Regions from separate parts of the Homo sapiens genome. Here region 2 is linked to region 1. Evidence: read pairs that join two places in POLR2A ChIA-PET (ENCODE). Cell type or tissue: GM12878. All regions are shown on one strand. Each heading gives the region's core, and the rest is flanking DNA. Links, peaks and the distances in the headings are about the cores only.

Region 1 (9,303 bases), core at 4,222-9,221:
TAGGTTTCGGGCAAGCACACCATGGAGAGGGCTCCCTGGGGCGCCAAGTTGATGGGAGATTTGAACAAAGGCCTAAAGAAGGTAAGGACCGGGAGGGCGGGTGGGCAGGATCCCAGAGGGCATGTTCAACAGCTCCAGAACAGCATGAGGGAGTGCGAGCAATTGTGACAGCAGTGGAGGGGGGCAGTCAGTGGGGAATGGGCTGTGCAAGGTTTGAGCCAAAAGCAGAGGGCTTGGGGTCCCTGTAGCCCCAGGCTGAGAACAGATGGCAACACCAGGGCTGGGGCAGACCCAGGGGTGGGTGCCCACTGCAATGGTCCAGGAAATACTTTGAAGGCAGAATCAGAAAGCTTCCTGGCACCCAGAGATTTTGGCGCTCAGGTGGACAGGGGTCTGGGGTCTGGGGTCCGGGCGTGGGTCAGAGCTGTAGCAGACACCTAGGAGGCTTTGGTGTGTTCGTGGCTCTCCACATCCCCAAAATGAACAAGAACCGTACCTGGGCCTGTGTGTCCATGGCTGAGAAGTGAGAGGGTGCAGGGAGGAGCAGGGCTAGATGCTGCTGCCTCGGGTGGGTGGGGACCAGAGCCTGCCCTGGACTTAGGGACACTCATGGGAGGCGAGGCCTGGCTGCATCTGGTTGCAGACAGACTGGAAGGCAAGGAATCAGGCGAGTGTGGCAGCTCTGGGGCATCAAGGAGTGTGGAGAGTGCTGACAGGATGTCCCTGAGGAGGTGAGGGCAGGCGTGGCTCCAGACAGGAGAAGGAAGCACAGAAAGTCCATGCCATGGAACAGGTGTGAAGGCACAGCACAGACGTGTGGGGGAGGAGGCGGGGACCCCCCGGCCAACATGACAAGCGAGTCAAGGAACTGAGAGCCTCCAGCAGCGATCTGATGGAGCAGTATTGTGCCTGTTGAATGTGACAACTTAAAAGCAGCCTGGTAAGTTGCAGTCCTTATTTTACAAAAGGATTGGCCCACAGTGAACTGGGAATATGGAAATGGCCCTTCCACACAGACAGTTTGGGAGGTGCGGCCCTAGGTGAGCAGGAGGAACCTGGCCAGTGAAGGCCACAGCCGCATCAGCAGGGAGACAGGCCTGTGTGCACAATGCTGCCATTAGGAGGTGGTTTCGAAGCCCCAGCAAAGCTCTCCCCTCTCCTCTGGGCTGCGGCTCCACCCGCCTGTCTTGGTCTCACTGGTTATCACGCAGTGAGAAGGCAGGGTCCCTCCATGAGCCAGGCGGTGGGGTCCTCCTGAGAACCAAACCAGTAGGTGCCTTGACCTTGGACTTCTGGCCTCCAGCACTGTGAGAAACCAGTCTGTTGTGCAGTCTATGGTGTTCTGTTACAGCAGCCTCAACGGACTGAGACAGGCCCCAGGAACCAGGGCCACCTGGAGGCTAAAGTCAGCTGGGGTGACAGAGGCCACGGCCTGCAGCTTAGCTCTGAGGCCTCCTGGTGCCTGGAAGTGGACCGGGGTGACCCAGTGCATCTTCTTCAAGCAGGTTTGAAAATACAATGTCTGGCACTCAAACAAAACTAACCAGAAACATGAGGAGACAGGGAAAGAAGAAGATAAGCAGCAAAACAGATGCTAGAAACAGACCTACAGAGATGCCAGATGCTGGAAGGAGAGACCAGGGCAGGAGATATGGCAGCAAGGAGACGGCACAGAAACAGGAACACACCGCCCCACCCACCCACCCCCTATGGACCCAGACTGACCACACAACACAGCACTGACGCCACATGGTTAAAATACACATAAATTATTTCCAGTAACAATAGCATATAAATCAGATATTCACATTAACAGAACAAGGAGAAAAATCATAGGCTTATTTCAATAGATTTTTTTAAATGTTCAACAAAATTCAACAACAATTCATGAAACTCTTTGGGACAGAAAAGAGAACTTTGTTATTCTGATAAAAGCATCCCGACGCCTGCACAACAGCATCACGGGAAACAGTCCTGAAAGGCCACGCCTCCTCCCTGACACTGGGCAGCCCCGCCGGTGTAGACGACAAGAATGAGAAGTGAAACCAAGGGGACCGGGGCAGCCTGCGTGGTGATGACACGGGCACACACACACAAAACAATGGACCCACACATATCATTACACTTAATAGGTGACTTTAGGCCACAGGTTAAAGAGTTAATTTTAAAAACCTACTCTATTTCTATCCATCAAGCAACAAGAGGAAAAATATGCCTCCTTCAAATACAAGAGCATCAGGGTTTCTGAGATGCTAAGGGCTCCTGCTTCTGACTGTGATGGGTCAGCTGGTGCTGCACTTGCCCTCCCACCCAAGACTGATGGCCCAGCCAAATCCACAGGACACAAACAGAGGTGCCCAGGGTGGCACCTCTGGGCAGTTTCTCATACAGTTGAAGGTCACTCACACATGACCCAGCCAGGAAATGGTAAAGGCCAGATGGCATGTGATTCCACTTACATGATATTGTGGAAAAGGCAGGATTGCAGGAAGCAAGTCAGCGTGGCCGTGGCTCGGAGTGGGGAAGGCAGGTGCCCGTGAGGAGAGGGAGTCGGCCCACACACATGTAGAATTCTAAGGCAGCCCCAAGAGTCTCCCTTGTATCAACCCATCCCCTTGAGCGTGACTTGCTTCTGGCCCACAGAATGTGAGGAAGGCAGCGTGGCAAAGCCCCGACATTCTCCTGCTGGCCTTCAAGAAGAGAGCTGCCTCTAGGAGCTCAGAGCACCCCCGGTTGCCAGCCAGCAAGGAAGCAGAGGCCTCATCCTGCAGCCAAGGAAGTGAATTCTGACAACCCAGGGAGCATTTACAAAAGGCCTGAAGCTAACATTAGACAGGGTAAGGACACCTCTTCCCCCAGTGCCGGGAAGAGAACAAGCATTATGCCCGACCTTCCAGAAAACAAAGCTGCACGGCTCAGAACGCGAGAAGAAAAACTGTCTTTACTCACACATGACGTGACCACATGTGCAGACAAGCCTAATAGTCCAAAAAGTGAGTAGAATTCATACATTTAACAAGGTCAATGCACAAAAAAATCAAGTATTTCCGCATTATTTCCAACAAACAACTGGAAGATGAAATTTAAAAACAATACTGTTTATAATACATGAAAAGTATGATGTGCTTAGGAATACATTTAACAAAACACAGTGTAAGATCTACATACTAAAAGCTACAAGGCTCTGCTGAGAGAAACTCAATATCAAACTCAAAGACAGCTGGGCCACCTACAGACACAGGGTCAGAAGGCTCAATGCGATAATGGCCAGCAGATTTAGTGCAGTCTCAGCAAAAATTCCAGCAGCCTTGGCCTGTACTGACGCCCGGGCTCTCAATTGTCTATGGAAATGCAAAGGACATGGAGGAGCAAAACAGTTTTGAAAAAAAAACCGAGTATGAGGAGTATGAGGACCTAACACTACCTGGCTCCAAGCTTTACTATCAGTCAAGAGAATGTGTCATTGTTTGAGGATCAGCAAATAGATCAAAGGAACAAAACATGGTCCAGACGTAGATCTCCATCAGCTGGTATAAGCAGAACTAGTGGTGCTGGATTAACTGTCCACATGGACACAAGTGAACCTCAATCCTTACTTCAAACCCACATCTTTGAGAGACAGGCCAGGCTGGAGTGCAGTGGCTCGATCACGGCTCACTGCAGCTTCAAACTCCGTCTCGGCCTCCAGAAGTGCTGGGATTACAGGAGCGTGCCAGTGTGTCTGGCCTTAACTTGCATTTTTACATAAGACTTCTAAAAAAAAAGGAGAAAATCTTCACAATCCTGGGATAGACATGGAATTCTTAGGACATGGAAAGTAATAGAATTTCAAAATTCTGCTTCCTGAAAGACACTGTTAAGAAAGTGAGGAGGCAAGGCACAGACTAAGAAAATATTCACATCACACACATATTTATATGTACATCAGAGTCAGAAGATGGAAAGAGCTCCTACAACTCAAGAAGACAAGCAGCCAATTAAAAAACAGGCAAATTGGCCAGGCACAGTGGCTCACGCCTGTAATCCCAGCACTCTGGGAGGCTGAGGCGGGTGGGTCACCTGCAGTCAGGAGTTCGAGACCAGCCTGGCCAACATGGCGAAACCTCGTCTCTACTAAAAATATAAAAATTAGCCAGGCGTTGGGCCGGGCGTGGTGGCTCACGCCTGTAATCCCAGCACTTTGAGAGGCCGAGGCGGGCGGATCACGAGGTCAGGAGATCGAGACTATCCTGGCTAACACGGCGAAACCCCGTCTCTACTAAAAATACAAAAAATTAGCTGGGCGTGGTGGCGGGCACCTGTAGTCCCAGCTACTTGGGAGGCTGAGGCAGGAGAATGGCGTGAATCCGGGAGGCGGAGCTTGCAGTGAGCCGAGATTGTGTCACTGCACTCCAGCCTGGGTGACAGAGCCAGACTCCGTTTCAAAAAAAAAAAAAATTACCCAGGCGTTGGCCGGGTGCGGTGCGGTGGCTCACGCCTGTAATCCCAGCACTTTGGGAGGCCGAGATGGGCAGATCACAAGGTCAGGAGATCGAGACCATCCTGGCTAACACGGTGAAACCCTGTCTCTACTAAAAATACAAAAAATTAGCTGGGCGTGGTGGTGGGCGCCTGTAGTCCCAGCTACTCAGGAGGCTGAGGCTGGAGAATGGGGTGAACCCAGGAGACGGAGCTTGCAGTGAGCCGAGACTGCGTCACTGCACTCCAGCCTGGGCGACAGAGTGAGACTCCGTCTCAAAAAAAAAAAAAAAACAATTAGCCAGGCATGGTGGCCGGCGCCTGTAGTCCCAGCTACTCAGGAGGCTGAAGCAGGAGACTCGCTTGAACCCAGGAGGCAGACGTTGCAGTGAGCCGAGATTGTGCCACTGCATTCCAGCCTGGGCGACAAGAGCGAAACTCCATCTCAATAAACAAACAAACAACAACAACAACAAAAAACAGGCTTTTTTTTTTTTTTCGAGATGAAGTTTTGCTCTTGTTGCCCAGGCCTACAGTGCAATGGCATGATCTTGGCTCACTGCAACCTCCACCTCCCAAGTTCAAGCAAGTCTCCTGCCTCAGCCTCCCGAGTAACTGGGATTACAGGCATGCGCCACCACACCCGGCTAATTTTTGTATTTTTAGTAGAGACGGGGTTTCACCATGTTGGTCAGGCTGGTCTCGAACTACTGACCTCGTGATCCGCCCGCCTCGGCCTTCCAAAGTGCTGGGATTACAGGCGTGAGCCACTGCGCCCGGCCCAAACTGGCAAATTTTAAAAATTACTTCACAAAAGAAGTAAAAGGATGGCAACACACATATGAAAAGAGGCTCTTCATCAAGCATCAGGACAGCAAATCTAAGTCACAGTGTTTGGAGCTCTCACTCACTGAGGTGGGAACGGAAGTGCTATAACCACTTTGGAAAACTAGCGGTTTCTTTTAAAGTTAAAGGTACCCCATCATATGAGCCAGTAACTCCACCCCCATTTACTCGAGAAATAAAAATTCATGTCCATTAAAAACAAGTCTATGGGAGTCACAGCAGGTTTCCTCGTGATGGCAGAACTGGAAAGGACGGAGGCCCACCCACAGGCAAGCAGGCATAAACCAGCAGGGAGGCCAGGTGGGTCACCGTCCAACAACAGAAAGGAACAAACCACTGACACGTGTAGCCACGTGGGCAAATCACAAAACATGCAAAGCCGGACACAGGATTCCGTTTATAGAAAATGTGAATGCAGGTGGAACTCATCCACCAGGATGGGCAGGGGAGAAGGAGGGACTAAGGGCTCACAGGGGATTTGGGGGTGACAGAAATGCTCCATATCTTGACTGTGGCATTGATTACACTGGGATGTACATTTGTAAAAACTAAAACCATATACTTGAAAGTAGTTTGTTTTACTGTATTTAAATTAATTGCAATAAAGTTGATCCAAGAGAAAAAAATTTCAAAAACCTATTTGATTTAAAAAAATCCAACAAAACATATACAAGACCACACCACAGAAAACCATAAAATATTACTGGGGGTAATTAAGAAAGATCTAACAAATGAAGAGATATACCATGTTCATGAACTAGTAAACAAGGTAGTAAATGCCTCATTTTTCCCTAACCTGACTGACAGGTCTAATACAATCCCAATCAAATCCCTACAGGAGCTTCTGTAGAACTTGTTAAGCTGACTTCAGAACTTACATGAAGACCAAAAAGAACAAGACACAAACTCTATGGTGAAGCTGGGCACAGTGGCTCACTCCTGCAATCCCAGTGCTTTGGGAAGCCAAGGTGGGAGGATTGCCTGAGGCTAGGAATTTGAGACGAGCCTGGGCAACACAGTGAGATTCCATCTCTATAAAAATAAAATAAAAAAATTAGCCGGGCATTGTAGTGCACACTTGTAGTCCTACCTACTTGGGAGGTCAAGGCAGGAAGATCACTTAAGCCCAGGAGTTCAAGGCTGCAGTGAGCTATGATTATGCCACTGCACTCCAGCCTGGGCAACACAGCAAGACCTGGTCTCTTAAAAAAAAAAAAAAAAAAAAAAAAAGGCCGGGCGCAGTGGCTCATGCCTGTAATCCCAGCACTTTGGGAGGCCGAGGCAGGTGGATCATGAGGTCAGGAGATCGAGACCATCCTGGCCAAGATGGTGAAACCCCACCTCTACTAAAACTACAAAACTTAGCTGGGCGCAGCCAGGCACAGTGGCTCACGCCTGTAATCCCAGCACTTTGGGAGGCCAAGGCAGGCAGATTACGATGTCAGGAGATCAAGACCATCCCGCTAACATGGTGAAACCCTGTCTCTACTAAAAATACAAAAAGTTAGCCGGGCGTGGTGCTGGGCACCTGCAGTCCCAGCTACTCGGGAGGCTGAGACAGGAGAATGGCGTGAACCTGGGAGGCGGAGCTTGCAGTGACCTGAGATCGCGCCACGGCACTCCAGCCTGGGTGACAGAGCGAGACTCCGTCTCAAAACAAAACAAAACAAAACAAAACAAACCTCTAAGGTGAGAAGATGTAAACTACAGTAATTAAAATAATTAAGGTAACACAGCCCAGGCCAAGAACAGTCAGCAGACTGATTGATAGGACGAGGACACTGAGCTATGACAAGAGCCACACTGCTGACTGGGGAAAAGACATCTTCTCCACAAGCAGTGCTGAGTCAGCCAGGTAACAAGATGGGAAAAAAATAAACCTTGAGTCTGATCTTACATCACACACAGAACGGCTGTCAACCTACACATGGAAGCCACGTGAAAGCAAACATGACCGTTTCTGGGAAATATTCAAGTTTTCAAAAAAATATCACTAAGACATTACGAAAACCCAGTATTTAGAAAAAGACTGATAAACTGAACTAGAATAAAAAAAAGAACTTCTGTTCACTCCTAGACATCATTAGGAAATGAAAAAGTCATAGAGAGAAGGCGACATCTGTGGCACACACGAGTGACAACACAGCCTTTGTGAGGATATGTGTCACCAGCCCACAGAAGGCGAGTCGTTCCACAGCAAGGCTGGAATGGGCAGTTCGCAGCAGAGGAGCCTCACAACTCTGCACACGGCATGCACACATGGAGGTTGCCATCCCTTGAGAGCTCAGCCCCACTGCACAGGGAGATGCCTGTACACTGTGACCTTCCAGAGCCCAGCTTCTCTTCTATGAAACACAAGTCATTTCACCAACAGTCACTTCTTAGAAGGTGGCTGCAGGGACGGAGCCTGGGGTTGAGGTTGGCAGTCCACAGAGGCCACTGCTATGAAGACGGCTGCCTGGTGCCCTATTCTCCAGGTATAAGATTTATTCCGTGGTCTGGTGGCTGCTGCTTGAGATGAGAAAAACCTTTATTTCCCCACTGGCTTGGAGTTACTGCAAGTTTCAAGAGGTTTTAAAATAGACAATGGATGAATTCCAGAGCAATGATGGGAACGAGGCTACAGTAAAGGGAACATGAGGGCTGGGATGGGTCAATCACCACTGCCCTAGCCTCAGAAAGCTCCCAAAACCAGGCTCCCGGAGTGGCCCCTGCTCTCTCCCACACAAGATTCTAGCGCCTGGGCAGTGGGGATTGGGTGGGCTGGGGACACAAGGGACGTGTCTGTTGGCCTCTGTGCACAATCCAGGAGGCTCACTGCTGCTTCACTCAGTCACCGAGAACACACAGCCGCTCCTCAGCCTCTTTACAGTCTCGGCACACGGCGCCCCCCCCCTCAGCCTCTCTACAGTCTCGGTACACGGCGCCCCTCAATCGGCCTCTCTACAGTCTCGGTACACGGCGCCCCTCAGTCGGCCTCTCTACGGTCTCGGTACACGGCGCCCCTCAGTCGGCCTCTCTACGGTCTCGGTACACGGCGCCCCTAAGTCGGCCTCTCTACGGTCTCGGTACACGGCGCCCCTCAGTCGGCCTCTCTACGGTCTCGGTACATGGCGCCCCTCAGTCGGCCTCTCTACGGTCTCGGTACACGGCGCCCCTCAGTCGGCCTCTCTACGGTCTCGGTACACGGCGCCCCTCAGTCGGCCTCTCTACGGTCTCGGTACACGGCGCCCCTCAGTCGGCCTCTCTACGGTCTCGGTACACGGCGCCCCTCAGTCGGCCTCTCTACGGTCTCGGTACACGGCGCCCCTCAGTCGGCCTCTCTACGGTCTCGGTACACGGCGCCCCTCAATCGGCCTCTCTACGGTCTCGGTACACGGCGCCCCTCAATCGGCCTCTCTACGGTCTCGGTACACGGCGCCCCTCAATCGGCCTCTCTACGGTCTCGGTACACGGCGCCCCTCAATCGGCCTCTCTACGGTCTCGGTACACGGCGCCCCTCAGTCGGCCTCTCTACGGTCTCGGTACACGGCGCCCCTCAATCGGCCTCTCTACGGTCTCGGTACACGGCGCCCCTAAGTCGGCCTCTCTACGGTCTCGGTACACGGCGCCCCTCAGTCGGCCTCTCTACGGTCTCGGTACACGGCGCCCCTCAGTCGGCCTCTCTACGGTCTCGGTACACGGCGCCCCTCAGTCGGCCTCTCTACGGTCTCGGTACATGGCGCCCCTCAGTCGGCCTCTCTACGGTCTCGGTACACGGCGCCCCTAAGTCGGCCTCTCTACAGTCTCGGTACACGGCGCCCCTCAATCGGCCTCTCTACGGTCTCGGTACACGGCGCCCCTCAGTCGGCCTCTCTACGGTCTCGGTACACGGCGCCCCTCAGTCGGCCTCTCTACGGTCTCGGTACACGGCGCCCCTCAGTCGGCCTCTCTACGGTCTCGGTACATGGCGCCCCTCAATCGGCCTCTCTACGGTCTCGGTACACGGCGCCCCTCAGT
Region 2 (11,024 bases), core at 2,989-7,988, 59 kb after region 1:
TTAATTTTTTTTTAATTTGAGATGGAGTCTTGCTCTGTCGCCCAGGCTGGAGTGCAGTAGTGAGATCTTGGCACGCTGCAATCTCCACCTCCCGGGTTCAAGAGATTCTCCTGTCTCAGCCTCCCAAGTAGCTCGGATTACAAGCTCCCGCCACCACGCCCATCTAATTTTTGTATTTTTGGTAGAGACTGGATTTCCCCATGTTGGCCGGGCTGGTTTTGAACTCCTGACCTCAAGCAATCCACCCACCTCAGCCTCCCAAAGTGCTGGGATTATAGGCGTGAGCCACCTCACCCTGCTCTCAGATTTTTGAATTTGGGATGCACAACTGGTAAGTATAATGCAAATATTCCAAAATCCAAAATGAAATCCAAAACACTTCTGGTCCCAAGCATTTTGAGTAAGTGATACTCAACCTGTATTGTAACCTTATCAGACCACCTTCATAGATACGGTACATCAACCTGTATTACAACCTTCACAGCTACAGTCCATCGTTGGCTGAACGCTGTTACGCAGCACGTGACTATGTTAGATAAAAGGGCAAAACCACCAGGCATGGTGGCAGCTCCAATCCCAGCTACTCAAGAGGCTGAGGCAGGAGGGTTGCTTGAGTGCAGGAGTTTGAATCTGCACCGAGCTCTGCCTGCACCGCTGCACTCCAGCCTGGGCAGCAGAGTGGCACATTATCTCTAAAAAATAAAAGTAGGCTGGGCACGGTGGCTCACACTTACAATCCCAGCATTGTGGGAGGCCAAGGCAGGTGGATAGCTTGAGCCCAGAAGTTCGAGACCAGCCTGGGGAACATAGTGAGATACCATCTCTACAAAATAAAAATATTAAAACTTAGCTGGGCGTGGTGTTGCATGCCTGTAGTCCCAGCCACTCGGGAGGCTCAGCTGGGAGAATCACCTGAGCCCCAAAGGTGGAGGCTGCAATGAGAGCCACTGCATTCCAGCCTGGGGGTCCAAGTGAGAACCTGTCTCGAAAAATAAAATAAAGCAAAATTTTTCTTTATTAAAAGAGCAAATCCAACTACATGCTGTCTACAAGAAAGCCACTTTAAATTTAAAGACAGAGACAGACTAAAAGCAAAAGTGTAGAAAATGACGTACGGTGCAAACATTAATCAAAAGAAAGCTGAGTAGCTATGTTAATATCAGACAACACAGCCTTTAAAACAAAACAGGTAGTTTTTGTTTTTGTTTTTGTTTTTGTGACGGAGTCTCACTCTGTCGCCCAGGCTGAAGAACAGCAGCACGACTGATGCTCACTGCAACCGTCGCCTCCCAGGCTCAAGCAATTCTCCTGCCTCAGCCTCCCAAGTAGCTGGGACTACAGGCAGGCGCCACCACAAGTGGCTACTTTTTGTATTTTCAGTAGAGATGGTGTTTCCCCATGTTGGCCACGATGGTCTCAAACTCCTGAGCTCAAGTGACCTGCCTGCTTCGGCCTCCCCAAGTGCTGGGATTACAGGCATAAGCCACTGTGCCTGGCCTGAGATATGTCTCTCTATAAAACCATTCCAGTGAACAATGAATAATAAATGATAAAATCAGCACCATTTTGAAACCTCCAATGAATAAACAACAAATGTAGGTGTTAAGCATCAGCAGCTGCCAATATCAGAGAAAGTGAGACAGCCAGACAACATGGCCCTTCATTTTGGGCTAAACCCTCCCCACACTCAAGAGTACTACAAAGGGGCCAAACTTGTAAGGCTGTTTAAGTTTTTTTAAGAGATGGGGTTTCATCATGTTGCCCAGGCTGGTCTTGAACTCCTGGGCTCAAGCAATCCTTCTGCCTCGACCTCCCATTTTACAGACATGAGCTACTGCACCCGGCCTTGGCAGGTTTTGCAAGAAACACAGAGGAACCTGCTGAGTTGCCACCTAAGTGTGGGATTCACAGAATCCAGACTATGGGAGCCTCGAAGCTTCCAACAGCCTGGGTTGTTCAACAGACACATTGAAAGAAAAAGAAGGGACCGAGAACAATATAGAAATTGAAGGACAGATGGGCAGCAGTGCCACAGGGGAAGCTACAAACCTAAACAGTGAAACTGACCCTGGAAGTGGGCGTTGTGGGAGTCGGGACAGAGGCTGCTGGGCGGGGCTGCCGGGAAGAACACAAGCGGGGACAGGCTGGGGCGGCGGGGGCGGGGGGAGTGGGGCAGTGAGGGGAGTGGGGCTGGGGGGTCAGGCTCCGCTTCTCCACCTTGGCGGTGTTTACCAGAGCTCAGCTGAAGTTGGTTTGTTCAGCCCAATGTTTGTTTTGTATGGTCTTCGGGATCTACGTTTCATTTAATTTAATTTATTATTATTTTGAGTTTTCTATCCAAAAAATAAGTGAGAGCCCAAGGGATCTGTGTTTAATTTTAAACAAAAAAAGCTTACCACACATTGAATACAGAGAAGACCATGAGTTCTTAAGAATGCTAAGGGAGAAAGGGAGGTGGAGAGGGGACAGAGAGAAGCAAAATCAAGCCCTCCGGATACCACTAGAGGTTGTTAGAGCACCCATTCATTACTCTGCAAAGACAAGTAGCTATTTATTCTGCCAATCCCGGCTGAAGCTTGTTTCAGAGGTACGAAACAGCCCTAGCAGATGTGGGGAAGTTCTTCTGTACCAAAGAATTCCAGCCTGTACTTGCAGGAGGAATGACAGAATGGCAAAATCACCATTTTGAAACTTTGAATGAAACAATGGATGCAGGCAGTGGTCACCAAGGACAATACCGCCTTCGGGCGGACAGGCGGCCGCCGCAGAAACCCAGAGCCTTCTCAGCACCGCTCCCAGCGCACGAACCTCCACAGCATTCTCGCCAGAATTAAATCATAAAATAAAAATCTTAGGTACTTGAATGTAAACCAAGTCTTTGAATCTAACTTTCAGGCTATAGGAACTAAGGCAAATGACTTAAACAACACAAGAAAGTTATGAGCTAAGTCCAGAATCTGGAATCCAGATTCTTTTAGCCAACAGCGTGGCAAATGGGAAGAAGCAGGGGACAGAGAGAATGTTCTGGGTGAAAGAAACACAAAAGACTTAAGAGACATTGCAGCAGATTGATTTAATGAGTGGAACCAGTTTGGATCCAATTAGAAAGAGAGAAAAAAAGTAAAAGGCATTTTGTCAACAGACCTTTGACCATGGACTAGGCACTAAATAATAACAGGAAATTGTTATTTTTGTTACATGTGAAAAGCATTGCTGTTATGTGAGACAATGGTCCATTTTTGATCTTAATAGAAACACACTGTGCTATTCAGTAGTAAAATGGGGTTTGTTTTAAAACAGTAAGTAGTTCAAAACCAAGAAAGAAGGGTGGGAGAGAACGCTGGTGACAGAGGAGCCGAGTCGAGGGTTCCAAAGGCTAACTGCGCCCTCACTTGTCACTATGGAAAGTTCTTTTGAAACAAGTGAGAGGCTCTGCAGAGGGGCCGAGTGTGGCAGAACATGCAGCGAGTGACATGAACACTCAGAGGTGGGAAAAGCCGTCACATAGGGAGCCCGCTGGGCACACGTGCCACAGATGAGAGGCGCTGACGCAGACGTCGCCTAGCTGGGATGAGACAAAAGCAACGCCAGTGTCGGAGTCTGAGTAAAGGCATGTGCACCGGAAACGTGGAGATACAGAGAGAAAAGTCACAGGGAAGCACGTGTCACACGGGGATCTGACTCCACTGGATCCTGTTTAACACCTACGGAGAAGGAGAAGAGGAGGCGAACCAGTGGTTCTCAAAGTGTGGTCCCTGGACCAGAAGCATCAGGAGAAACGGGGAACACTTTAGAAAAGCAAAATCCCAGCCAGGCCAGACCTGCTGAATCAGAAACCCCGGCCACGCCAACAGGCACCAGGGTGAGGGCCATGGGCGAAACTGACTGGCCTGTTCCAGGGCTCTGCCCGCTCCTCCCGGGTGTTGCCCATGCTCCCCGACACAGCGGTCGGGCCTGACCTTTGGAACAAGGCTCCCATTCCTGCCTTCCTCACAGCAGGCCAGTGAGTCTGGAGGCGCCACCTGGCCCCTCTCACGGGCCTCACCTGTATCACCTGGGCGACGGCCGATGCTGCACAGGCTGCCGTGGACCTGGAGGAGCGCCCTACGCAAAAGGCTTGGAATAATGCCCAGCATTGCTACACGGATGGTTGTCCTGTTCACAGCTCACTTACTTCCACAATGTGCAGCTAAGACGCAATAATCGAGCTGAAGATGGATCCGCTGGCCAATAAGACCAGGAAACTCGTGGAAGCAACAGCCTGACACACCCCTCAGGAAGCAGACGACACTAATGGCCACGTGCTGACTTCGGCCACAGCAAATGCAAGCCCGGGGCAGCCAGACACCTGAGCAGTGTGACTGCATGTGGTGCCTCTCGGCCTGGTGCCAACAAGCCTCCTGCTCAGACCCTCACCATGGCCAGCCATGGTCACGAGGCTCTGAGGGCTGAAAGAAATCGTGTTAAAAAGAACTGGAGAAATTCTCAGAAAACATTAATTCCGTCTGTGCTCTGCCTGATCCCCCCTCCTGTCCCAGAGGCAGCAGAGACGGGACGTGCTGAACCCTCTGAGTCTGTGATCCCCGGTGAAAGGAGGGAGGTGGCCGAGGCCCGGCCCTTGCGGGGCCTGCCCTGCAGGAAACCACAGTTCTGGGCAGTTCTGGACTCACCTTGGTGTGACTATCCTGCCTCAATCTACTCACTTTGTTTATAGCAAGGTAGGAAAAACCTTGACAAAACCATGATCATAAAAAAGAAATACAACAGGCCATTTTCATTCAAAGACTTTGTCTACACAGTCCTCCTTTTTAACAAGCTCTAGACCTGTGTTTCATCATCTGCCGTGATTTCACTGTTGGGATCTGCTCGATTGGTTCTGCGCAGAATCCACTCAGGCTCCCGCCCTGGTCACGCAGCACAACTCACTCGAGGGGCTGTCGGGGCCCCTGCTGGGCTGGGCTTTCTCACTCACTCCTCGTGGCTGCTTTAAATGAAAACAAACGTGCTTACTTCATGGTCCACGCTCTCTGTAGCCATGCACTGGTTGTTGGCCAGTGTGGTGATCTCTCGACTCTTCGGTGTTTCCATCCGGCAGCTGCAGAGAGGCACTTCCTGGAGGCCGTCTGTCTCCAGCACATCTGGACCGTTGGCCAACCCTAACGTCACACAGACACATGTCAGCTCATGCAATCCTGACCTCAAAAGAACATCTAGAAAGTGATCGATTATAGTCTCAACAGTGATCTCACACGCCAGGAAATGAAAGCAATGCGGTTGATTACCCAGCACAAACAGCCCTGCGTGGGGCGGGGATGGCCACCACCTGGGCAACATGAAGGGGTGGCCTGTGCCTCCCCAGCTAACAAACCCCCTGACAGGGTCTCAAGAGGCACCTATTAACCTGTGTTCTCAGGTTCTCAGGACCCAGGACACAAGTTCCAAAGCCAGAGGCTGGTACCTCTGGCAGTAGCTCCTAAATCTTTTGCTTTCAAACAAAAGAGCATTCACTGCCCTTTAAGACCTTGTTTTCCTACTTGGTTTTAGAATGGCAGCCACAAAAAAAAAAAAATCAGTTTGGAAGGTTTTAATAACGGTTCATCTATTATCTAGAATCTCACTCACCTACTACAATAGTCCAAAGAGCCCATTTATTAGGCTGAAAGAGGAAAGCACCAGAAAAACAAGGAAAGATAAACTAGAGGAGAATTAGAGCTCAATATGCAGCTGACAATGACAGCATAGTCCATAGGGAAGGCTGCAGCAGGGCCATGGTCAGGCAGGCGGCCTTGGGCCCGTCCCAGCACAGCCAGGGCTGGTGCCCCCATGCCCTGCCCCAGCCCCGGATGGGAGAGACGGGCAAGGCCAAGGCTGTTGAGCAGCAGGGGCGGGGGTGGAGGGCACCGCCAGGAAGACCCTTAAGCTTGGCAAGTGGCTACAGTGGGTGCCGCTCCCAAAGGAAGCCAGATCGCATTTCACGTTTTCTTTTTTGTTAAACAGTCAAAGCAGAAATAGAAGATGAATCATTGTCTCAAATACTCACTATTACCTCTCTTAATTAAAAATAATTAACTCTTGGCTGGGCGCGGTGGCTCACGCCTGTAATCCCAGCACTTTGGGAGGCCAAGGCGGGCAGATCACGAGGTCAGGAGATCGAGACCCTCCTGGACAACATGGTGAAACCCCGTCTCTACTAAAAAAAAAAATACAAAAATTAGCTGGGCATGGGGCACATGCCTGTAATCCCAGCTACTCAGGAGGCTGAGGCAGGAGAATCACTTGAACCAGGGAGTCGGAGGTTGTAGTGAGCTGAGATTGTGCCACTGCACTCCAGTCTGGCAACAGAGTGAGACTCCGTCTCAAAAAAAAACATTAACTCTTGTTTTCACATCTAAAAATATAGTGTTAAAGTAAATTAAAATGGAGACCAAGACTAAAGAATCCTTGAACAGACAAAGCCAGTTGAGCCAAGGAGGCCATCTTGACCTTGCTTGATTTGAAAACAAAGGATATCTTGGGCTACTTTTGGCAAATGCCTATAGTAAAGAAAAATAAAACTTAAGCTCTACCATTCAGAAGCAGCCAACCAATCTCTAGAACTAGGGACTTTCCAGCAGGGACAGAACAAACGAGGAAACTGCGTCATGAACCAGTGGGGTGTTTTCCTGGCTTTACTCCCACGTTCACCCTAAAAATCCTTCCCCTCGTGTTTCCTCAGTGCAGCTCCCAACGTGCTTCTGGTTTGGAGCTGCCTCGTTCATGAATCGCTGCTCAAGGAAACCCTTTAAAAGCTGCACTGTGCCTTAGTGCATCTTTTTATTTTTTCTGAGCCAGAGTCTCGCTCTGTCGCCCAGGCTGGAGTGCAGTGGTGCGATCTCAGCTCACTGCAAGCTCTGCCCCCAGGTTCAAGCCATTCTCCCGCCTCAGCCTCCCAAGTAGCTGGGACTACAGGCGCCCGCCACCACGCCTGGCTAATTTTTTGTATTTCAGTAGAGACGGGGTTTCACTGTGTTAGCCAGGATGGTCTCGATCTCCTGACCTTGTGATCTGCCCACCTCGGCCTCCCAAAGTGCTGGGATTACAGGCCTGAGCCGCCCTGCCAGCCTCTTAGTGCATCTTTTACCAACACCCATGCTGAGTCACCACAGCCGCTTCTGTCTGTCTCTAGCCCATTTGGAATCTGATATTGGTCACGGCCAGGAGAGAATCCAAATCTGTGCAAAGAGCCAAAAAGCACGTGAACGGTCCACGCTGCCGTCAAGGACTCTGTGCAGGAGGCACTTCCTAATCATGTGCTGCCCGAGGTCCCAGCCTCGCCTCTGGATCACCCAAACCCCTAAAGACCAGGAAAACGATGAAGTGAAACTTGAATTCAAATCACTACAAGTTTAAAGCTGGGGGGGTCTCTGAGATGATCCTGCTCAGCAACCTGATTTTTAAAAGGAGAAAACACACACAAACCCCACAACGCTGTGAGATAACTGTCCTACCACAGCACTGGCCAACAGCAGCCAAGAGGCTGCAGTGAGATAGGTAAGAACCCAGGGCCTACACGCTTGGATAACAATGCAGTGGCTCAGACACCTCCGTGGAGGTGGAGTGTTTCTGTTCCCACAGTGGAACTACCAGGGACATCAAACGAACTGACTGAAGCAAGCCTCAAGCAATCAACCTCCGCCAAGCTCTGCCTCTCCCGCCCTAGCCCACGTTGCCATGGTTACCGACTCCTGGCCCCTCCCAGGCTCAGACCCTCTGCCTCCTGTTGCTGCTGGGTGACATCGCCATTCAGCCTCAATAAGGCAGGCCCAAGAGCAAGGCAACGGGGAAAGAGACGAATGCATACGGAGAGGACTTCTCATCTTCATATTCTCCTTGGCCCAAGGCTCAAGCCTGGACCCCCTGACCCACAACCAGCGGCATCACCTGCCCCCACTGACCCGCTCAGCACACTCCACAGGCCGATGGCGCCTGTCCCATCTGAAACACACACCACCCAGGTCTCCCAGAGCCCCAGACGCCATCCAGCGCCACTTGACCACTGCCTCCCTCTGGGGTCCCGGGCCACACGGCCAGCACCAGCACAGTGGGCGCACCGCCTGTCTCTTCTACACACTGATGATCTACATCAAGAGCATGACTGAACAGGCCAATCGCTGACTGACCAATCGGCGCTGATCAAACACAGGGAAATCAATTCTGGGAGGCAGTTTACAAAATGTCACACAAGCTGAGGAGCCTCTACTCCCTGCCATTTCTCCTCCGGCTTTGTGTTGGCTCTCGCCCTTTGGCCCTGATGCTCGGCACCATCCTTCCTTTAGAGCTACCTTCCCCCGACCTCACCAGAGACAGCAGGCGCACACTGACAGGTGGAACGGCCTTCATGTGCCAGCTCCCGGTCTCCTGCCACTCAGCATGCCCAAGGCCACCACAGCAGGAGTCGATTTGACAAAATGAAATACTATTTACTCCTTAAAACCAAGTAACTTCCTGAGACCTCCAAATCTAAAAGCAAGTTTAGAGAACTGAAACACCCAGTGTTATACTCGGAAAGCATGGGGTGACCATGCGAAGGACTTCGTGATGCTTGAGGGGGTTCTGCTCCATTTGGTGCAAGAAGAGGAAAAAATATCATCGTTTCCATGACGGACTAGGCTAAGATTTCTTTTGTTGTTGTTGCTGCTGTTGTTGTTTTTTGTTTTTTTTTTAATTGAGACGGAGTCTCGCTGTCGCCCAGGCTGGAGTGCAGTGGTGCCATCTCGGCTCATTGCAAGCTCTGCTTCCTGGGTTCACACCATTCTCCTGCCTCAGCCTCCCGAGTAGCTGGGACTATAGGCGCCCGCCACTACGCCCGGCTAATTTTTTGTATTTTTAGTAGAGACGGGGTTTCATCATGTCAGCCAGGATGGTCTCGATCTCCTGACCTCGTGATCTGCCCACCTCGGCCTCCCAAAGTGCTGGGATTACAGGTGTGAGCCACCGCGCCCAGCCGGACTAGCCTAAGATTTCTATCTTAAGCTAAAGATGTGATTTCCTAGGTGAATTACATAGGTGACTCAAACCTCCCTCAGTGTTCAAAACCCTAAAAAGCTAGCTATTTGTCATTTTTAAATGGCCCATTAAGCCCCCTGCAGTGGTCTGCAATGCCACACCAGTAAGATCTGTGGGGAATGTAAATAAGATTTGCATTTCCTCCACATCATGCTTCGAATAAATCTTCCCAAATAATCAAATAGGTATTAGCTACTTTTCACTCATATAAGGTTTCTAAGTTGCTTAAAAAGAGAAAAAACTGATAGAAAGTGTGAGAACGGACAACTTCTGGCACAACAACTCCCAACAGAAGCTGCTGATTCACCTGTGATTTAGAGGTACAAAAATACACTAAATACGAATATTCCATTACAGAACGTATGTCAGAACTCTCAGCTCAACACTGACCAGGGACATATTTCAGCCAATCAGAGACACCTTATTCAACAGTACGTCCCCGTGTGTCCTGAGATGCCACCAGGGAGGGCGTCTGGCCGTGGGCAATCCTCCACGGAGCACGCCTGACCCACGGAGGGAGATGACCGCCACGCTGGGCCATGCTTGGGCTTCGCCAGTTGACTCTTAGAGGGTTTCCGTAATGTCTCTTTCTTCACTTGAACACCGGGACACAGCAAACGCACCCCATCCTGTCTACACCTCAGCTGGAAGTGATGCAGTTAACCCGATCTTCTACTAGTGTCCACCAAGGGGCATCATGCTAATACAGAGGAAGGAGCCCAGAAGACAAAGGACCAAGATGGTGCCCGGTCTAAGTTACACCACCACATTCACCTTCTGCTTGTGAAGACAGAATTCCTTTGACTCGGAGATCCAGGGAGTCCAGAGAAACTTCCATGTACCCTGTGCTGTCTCCTGGTGCCGTCTGCTCAGCGCTTCCTGCAGATGACTTATACGACTCAGAACCTAGGTATGAAAGGCACACACATCAGACACCACGCACCCAGGCGGCCGCACCCACCCAGACGCACAGGGCAGCAAGGCTGGGGCCCCAGGAAATGGACTACTTCTAATTAATCCATTCAAAACCACAAGTTGAAACCCACTATGGTTTAGACCATTCCAGTTTCACTATCATTTTCTCTCCCGCATATTATTTTGCTAATTCCCCCTTTTAGACATAATATTCATGGGGGAGGAGAGAAGCTGTATAGACAAAAACAAAGGCACCAACATGTCAGCACATCTTTCTCTGTAACTACACCAACTACATAAAAGCTATCAAATGATCAAAGAAACAGATAAAAACATGGTAGTCATATGTTGTAGATTATTTTTAAATAAAACAGAAAAATCTAACTTGCAGATTTGAAAGATCAGATGTAAAGTAGCTAAAGAGATGGCCCAAGGTGCCATGTTGCAGGCAAATCTGTGTCAGAGAGAAAGCAATGACCTCCCGGGCGTCCTGGCTGAAATCCAGGGAGGCTCCCGGAAAGGATCAGTGTCGACTCCAGTAAACACGGGAGGCTCACGACACCCACAGAAGGTGCCAGGGAGCAGGGTGCTGTGAGAAGGACCGGTGTCCCCTGGCTGGCAGCGAGGGCAGTGGGGGGTGCAAACACTTCTGTGGGCTTCCCTGCCCTCAAGGACACACGAGTGGTGGCCAGGCCAGCCTGTCCACACTTCCCAGGAGGGCCGGAGAAAGATATATAAAATTGGGTGTTTGTAATCACAAGGGCATTCACTGAGGAGGCCTATGAAAGTGTGTACCTGTACCAGGTAATATCTAACTCCGGCCAAGGGCAGATGGTCACATTTCACAGCCAAGCTTCTAGGGACTAGTCACCAATCTTATTTCAATGACTGGAAATAAATGAACACTAGCACAGAGAGGTATGGTAACCAGTCTTTTCATTCAAGCCACATGCTCCACCTAGATCTTAGACAGACAGGAAAAGTCAACCACCTTTGAGAAATCACCATCATCAACTTGAAGAACAGGAGTACACTTTGTATAGTTTTAAACGAAAAGAAGATTT

Evidence for each region. Peaks named below come from ENCODE experiments on the same cell type or tissue, not always from the same donor. Only the 100,000 strongest peaks of a DNase experiment are listed, where the experiment ranks them.
Region 2: POLR2A ChIA-PET joins it to region 1 with 5 read pairs; 2 of 35 experiments call an interaction of 5 or more read pairs at or near these places.

The regions. Positions count from the first base shown.
Region 1 is chr9:137,818,550-137,827,852 of GRCh38, reverse strand. All of the region lies in intron 25 of EHMT1 (euchromatic histone lysine methyltransferase 1), which reads right to left. Among named protein-coding and RNA genes, the nearest start is that of MIR602, 15 kb to the left of the region's middle. In GM12878, for the core only: no CTCF peak of the experiment used is centred there; no DNase peak of the experiment used is centred there.
Region 2 is chr9:137,756,807-137,767,830 of GRCh38, reverse strand. It overlaps EHMT1 (euchromatic histone lysine methyltransferase 1), which reads right to left. Exons shown (of 27, transcript NM_024757.5): 9 at 9,820-9,951; 10 at 5,011-5,156. Among named protein-coding and RNA genes, the nearest start is that of MIR602, 76 kb to the left of the region's middle. RefSeq lists enhancers at 3,456-4,655, 5,022-5,121, 5,242-5,291, 6,459-6,608, 8,599-8,768 and 2 more. In GM12878, for the core only: no CTCF peak of the experiment used is centred there; DNase peaks (open chromatin) are centred at 5,220, 6,600 and 7,589; H3K27ac peaks cover 3,887 bases.